Linked DNA regions of Homo sapiens: region 2 is linked to region 1. Evidence: read pairs that join two places in POLR2A ChIA-PET (ENCODE). Cell type or tissue: A673. All regions are shown on one strand. Links, peaks and the distances in the headings refer to the core of each region. The heading gives the core; the rest is flanking DNA.

The links. ChIA-PET counts read pairs that join two places held together with the same protein. Peaks named below come from ENCODE experiments on the same cell type or tissue, not always from the same donor. Only the 100,000 strongest peaks of a DNase experiment are listed, where the experiment ranks them.
Region 2: POLR2A ChIA-PET joins it to region 1 with 10 read pairs; 28 of 35 experiments call an interaction of 5 or more read pairs at or near these places.

The regions. Positions count from the first base shown.
Region 1 is chr19:4,850,505-4,853,410 of GRCh38, forward strand. It overlaps PLIN3 (perilipin 3), which reads right to left. Exons shown (of 8, transcript NM_005817.5): 5 at 1,512-1,797. Among named protein-coding and RNA genes, the nearest start is that of PLIN3, 16 kb to the right of the region's middle. RefSeq lists a silencer at 1,253-1,342. In A673, for the core only: a CTCF peak has its summit at 1,299 (motif pointing left); a DNase peak (open chromatin) is centred at 1,287.
Region 2 is chr19:4,903,659-4,906,564 of GRCh38, forward strand. It overlaps a transcript of ARRDC5 not described here and a transcript of UHRF1 not described here. Among named protein-coding and RNA genes, the nearest start is that of ARRDC5, 2.2 kb to the left of the region's middle. In A673, for the core only: no CTCF peak of the experiment used is centred there; no DNase peak of the experiment used is centred there.

The DNA of each region.
Region 1 (2,906 bases), core at 213-2,712:
CCGCCTCCCAGGTTCATGCCATTCTCCTGCCTCAGTCTCCCGAGTAGCTGGGACTACAGGCACCCGCCACCACGCCCGGCTAATTTTTTTTTTTTTTTTTTTTTTTTTTTTAGTAGAGATGGGGTTTCACTGTGTTAGCCAGGATGGTCTCGATCTCCTGAACCTGTGATCCGCCCGGCCTTGGCCTCCCAAAGTGCTGGGATTACAGGCGTGACCCACCGTGCCCGGCCTAATTTTTGTATTTTTAGTAGAGACCGGGTTTCACCATGTTGGCCAGGCTTGTCTCAAACTCTTGACTTCAGGTGATCTGCCCACCTCGGCCCACCAAAGTGCTGGGATTACAGGCTGAGCCACCGCGCCCTGCCTATATCCTAAGCTACTTATTTGCAAAAATCCCAATCCCCGCACTTTGGGGGGCTAAAGCAGTAGGATCACTCCAGCCAAGGAGTTCTGGATCAGCTGGGATGACAGAGGGAGACCCCGTCTTTACCAAAAATTAAATAAAGAAAAATTAGTTGGGCGTGATGGTGTGTGCTTGTAGTCCCAGCTACTCGGAGGCTGAGATGGGAGGCTCGCCTCAACCCAGGAGTTGGAGGCTGCATTGAGCTATGATCGCACCACTGCACTTCAGCCTGGGCAAGAGAGTGAGACTCTATCTCTAAAACAAATAAATAAAAAAGGGCCGGGCATGGTGGCTCACACCTGTAATCCCAGTACTTGGGGAGGCCGAGGTGGGCAGATCACAAGGTCAGGAGTTCGAGACCAGCCTGGCCAACATAGTGAAACCCCGTTTCTACTAAAAATACAAAAAATTAGCTGTGTGGTGGCAGGTGCCTGTAATCCCAGCTACTCAGGAGGATGAGGCAGGAGACTCGCTTGAACCCAGGAGGCAGAGGTTGCAGTGAGCTGAGATCACGCCATTGCACTCCAGCCTAGGTGACAGGGCGAGACTCTGTCTCTAAATAAATAAATAAATTAATTAAAGAAGAATATCAAATAAACAGTGCAGGGAGTGCGAATATGTGACCGAGATGACTGGAGTGGGATGTCTGGCCTGGCGGGAACACCAGCATTGTTGTCACAGTTCAGTGAGATCTCAAGTTTAGTCACGTATTTATGCAGGAGCGGAGTGGCGAAGGGGGAAGAGGAGGAGGGCGGGGAGAGGACAGGGGAGGTTGTGCAGGACCTTGTGGGCTGTGACGAGGACTTGGGCTTTGACCCCAGGGGAGGTGGGGTCCATGGAGGGCTGTGGGCAGAGGGACGGGTTCTGACTCAGGTGGTCACAGGCGCCCTCTGGTGGCTGCTGTGGGGAGGAGACTGTGGTGGATGAGGGCGGGAGCTGGTGAGCAGGACAGAGGGGACTGCGTTAGTGATGAGATTCCAAGATGCCCGGGAGAAGTGGCAGGGACGAGGCGGCAGTGAGTGTCGGCACAGACCCCAGGAGGCCGACAGCGGCTTCCGGTCAGGGGGCCTGGGGAGGGGTCCCAGAGCAGCCCGCTGGCCACACTTACCCAGTTCGGCATCCGTAAGGGGCAGGTGGTTGTCCGCCCACTCCTCCGACTTCCCCAGCACCGTGTCGACCCCACTCAACACCATCTGGCCCAAGCGGGAGCCCATGACCGATTGGACGCCGCCGGTCACTACGGACTTTGTCTTGTCCACGCCGCTCTGCACAGCACCGCGGGTCGCGTCCACCGCCTCCGACAATTGGGTGGCCACCGTGTCCTTGGCGCTAGACACCATCTCTTGGGCCCCCGACACCTTAGACGACACAAGCTCCTTGGTGTCCGCCAGGACCTAGGAGATGCAACAGCATCAGCATCTCTGCCTTCCCTCCATATCTGGGCACCCCTCCCCTGCACCCCAACTTCCAGGGAGACCGAGGCGGGGAGCGCCATCCCCCGGGTGACCCCAGCATCTCCGTCTTCCCTCTGTATGTGGGCACCCCTCCCCTGCACCCCAACTTCCAGGGAGACTGAGGCAGGGAGCGCCATCCCCCAGGTGACCCTGAGTCTGGAGTTGTGGGCATGACCTCATACTCTGCAGCCAGACTACCTAGGCTCCGTTCCTAGCTAGCTACTTCTCAGCTGTGTGGCTTCAGGAAAGTCACTCTACCTCCCTGTACCTCATTTCTTTCTTTCTTTTTTTTTTTTGGAGACAGGGTCTTGCTCTCTTGCCCAGGCTGGAGTGCAGTGACACCATCTCAGATCACTGCAACCTCTGTCTCCCGGGTTCAAGCAGTTCTCCTGCCTCAGCCTCCGAAGCAGCTGGGATTACAGGTGCCCGCCACCATGCCTGGCTAATTGTTTTTTGTTGTTGCTGTTGTTGAGATGGAGTTTCACTCTCGTTGCCCAGGCTGGAGTGCAATTGTGTGATCTCGGCTCACTGTAACCTCCGCCTCCTGGGTTCAAGCGATTCTCCTGCCTCAGCCTCCCGAGTAGCTGGGATTACAGGCATGCGCCACCACGCCAGGCTAATTTTGTATTTTTAGTAGAGATGGGGTTTCACCATGTTGGTCAGGCTGGTCTCAAACTCCTGACCTAGTGATCCGCCCACCTCAGCCTCCCAAAGTGCTAGGATTACAGGCATGAGCCACTGCACTCTGCCTGTTTTTTGTTTTTTTTTTTCAATTTAATTTTTTTTCTTTTGAGATGGAGTCTCCCTCTGTCACCCAGGTGGAGTGCGGTGGCACAATCTCGGCTCACTACAAACTCCACCTCCTGGGCTCAAGTGAGCCTCCCACCTCAGCTTCCCCAGCGAGTAGCTGTGACCACAGGCACGTACCACCACTCGTGGCTATTTTTTATCTTTTATTTTTATTTATTTATTAATTTTTTTGAGGCGGAGTTTCACTCTTGTTGCCCAGGCTAGAGTGCAATGGTGCAATCTCGATTCACTGCAACCTC
Region 2 (2,906 bases), core at 123-2,622, 53 kb after region 1:
CAACTAGCTAATTTTTGTATTTTTAGTAGAGACGGGGTTTCACCATGTTGGCCAGGCTGGTCTCGAACTTGTGGCCTCACATGATTCGCCTGCCTTGGCCTCCCAAAGTGCTGGGATTACAGTTGTGAGCCACTGTGCCCAGGTGCATACACACTCATTTTCATCTTAAAGACTCTACATTTATATTGGTCTATATTGGAAAAAACATAGAGATATGGCCAGGACCTGAAATCTGGTGCGCACTGAAGTTGATCAGGGCAGTGTGTGCTTAATCTGAACATCGACACCATCAGGAAGCAGCAACTCCCTGCATGATTGACATTTCTCTTTTTTTTTGAGGTGGAATCTCACTCTGTTGCCCAGGCTGGAGTGCAGTGGCGTGATCTCGGCTCACTGCAACCTCTGCCCCCTGGGTTCAAGCGATTCTCCTGCCTCAGCCTCCCAAGTAGCTGGGATTACGGGCATGGGGGTTACAGGCACCTGCCCCCGTGCCCGGCTAATTTTTGTTCTTTTTGTTTTTGTTTTTGTTTTTTTTTTGAGATTGGAGTCTCACTTTGTCACCCAGGCTGGAGTGCAGTGGTGCGATCTCGGCTCACTGCAAGCTCCGCCTCCCGTGTTCATGCCATTCTCCTGCCTCAGCTTCCCGAGTAGCTGGGACTACAGGCGTCCGCCACAAATGCCTGGCTAATTTTTTGTATTTTTAGTAGAGACGGGGTTTCATCATGTTAGCCAGGATGGTCTCAATCTCCTGACCTCGTGATCCGCCCACCTTGGCCTCCCAAAGTGCTGGGATTACAGGCGTGAGCCACCGCACCCAGCCAATTTTTGTTATTTTTAGTAGAGACAGGGTTTCACCATCTTGGCCAGGCTGATCTTGAACTCCTGACCTCATGATCCACCCGCCTCACTTGGCCTCCCAAAGTGCTGGGATTACAGGCATGAGCTACCACGCCTGGCTGACATTTCTCTTTATGCCTGCATCTCCCCCATTGGATGGGAAGTCCCTCCAGGGTGAGACCTTGTCTAAGTGAACTTTGTGCCCATCAATGTCTGCGTGACCCAGGCAGGATCTGGCTCAGCCAGGAGTGGGTGTGGGGGGTGGAATCAATAAAAGTTTGTTGAATGACTTAATGACCTCTGAGAATGTATCATTTTGCAAAAGGGAAACTGAAGCCCTTTGCACTCTAACAATTATTCCTGGCACCTGATTTGCACATGGTCTGGTGCCTGAGAGGGAGGGACATTGAATCATAGGAGGGGCTAGGAAGTACCCATTCTCTAGCCTGGCAGGCCTTATTTCTTGTCTTGGCTGTATCTTGCATTATTTTATGTGATAGCTTTTGTGGGCATTGGCCTCTTATTTCCCTAAGTCAAGCTCATCCAACCCCTGACCCACGGGCCACATTTGGCCCAGGATGGAATATGGCTCAACACAAATTCGTAAACTTTCTTTTTTTTTTTTTTTTTTTTTTTTTTGAGACAGAGTCTTGCTCAGTCGCCCAGGCTGGAGTGCAGTGGTGTGATCTCGGCTCACTGCAAGCTCTGCCTCCCAGGTTCACGCCATTCTCCTGCCTCAGCCTCCCGAGTAGCTGGGACTACAGGCATGTGCCACCATGCCCGGCTAATTTTTTTTTGTATTTTTAGTAGAGATGGGGTTTCACCATGTTAGCCAGGATGGTCTCCATCTCCTGACCTCGTGATCCACCTGCCTCAGCCTCCCAAAGTGCTGGGATTACAGGTGTGAGCCACCACACCCGGCCACAAATTTGTAGTTTCTTAAAACATTATGAGATTTTTTTGCAATTTTTTTTTTAGCTCATCAGGTATTGTTAGTGTTAGTGTATTTTATTATTTATTTATTTATTTATTTATTTTTGAGATGGAGTTTTGCTCTTGTTGCCCAGGCTGGAGTTCAGTGGTGCAATCTCGGCTCACTGTAACCTCCGCCTCCTGGGTTCAAGCAATTCTTCTGCCTCTGCCTCCCGAGTAGCTGGGATTATAGGCACGTGCCACCACATCTGGCTAATTTTTGTATTTTTAGTAGAGACGGGGTTTCACCGTGTTAGCCAGGCTAGTCTTGATCTCCTGACCTCAGTGATCCGCCTGCCTTGGCCTCCCAAAGTTCTGGGATTACAGGCGTGAGCCACTGTGCCCGGCCAGTGTTAGTGTATTTTATGTGTGGCCCAAGACAATTCTTCTTCCAATGTGGCCCAGGGAAGCCAAAAGATTGGACACCCCTGCTCTAAGTGACTTGTGAGCTTTTTTTCTGAGACGCCTGGAATAGTTTGTTACTCATGTTTTTAAATGATTAACTTGAGCAATTATTACTATTTTTTGAGACAGAGTCTCCTTCTGTCACCCAGGCTAGAGTGCAGTGGCGCAAGCATGGCTCACTGTTGCCTTGATCTTCTGGGCTCAAGAGGTCCTCCTGCATCAGTGTCCTGAGTAGCTGGGACTACAGGTGCACACCACCATGCCTGGCTAATTTATTTTTATTTTTTGTAGAGAAGGGTTCTCACTACGTTGCCCAAGCTGGTCTCAAACTCCCGGGCGCAAGAGATCAGCCTTCCTCGGCCTCTCAAAGTGCTGGGATTGCAGGTGTGAGCCACTGCACCCAGCTGGACAATTAACCTGAGCTAATTTGAAAAATTTTGATGTTCTCAAGATGACTAGGGAACTGGAGCCCTCAATCAACAGTCCTCAGTATCTTTTCTGCAGGGAGGGCTAGATACCTCCTCTGTGACACTTAACTTCCATTATCCAAGGTGCTTAGGCTGTGCCCCTCACCACGTGTACATGAAGAATGCATGCCCAGCCAATCACAGTGGCTCATGCCTGTAATCCCAGCACTTTGGGAAGTCCAGGCGGGCAGATCACCTAAGGTCAGGAGTTTGAGACCAGCCTGG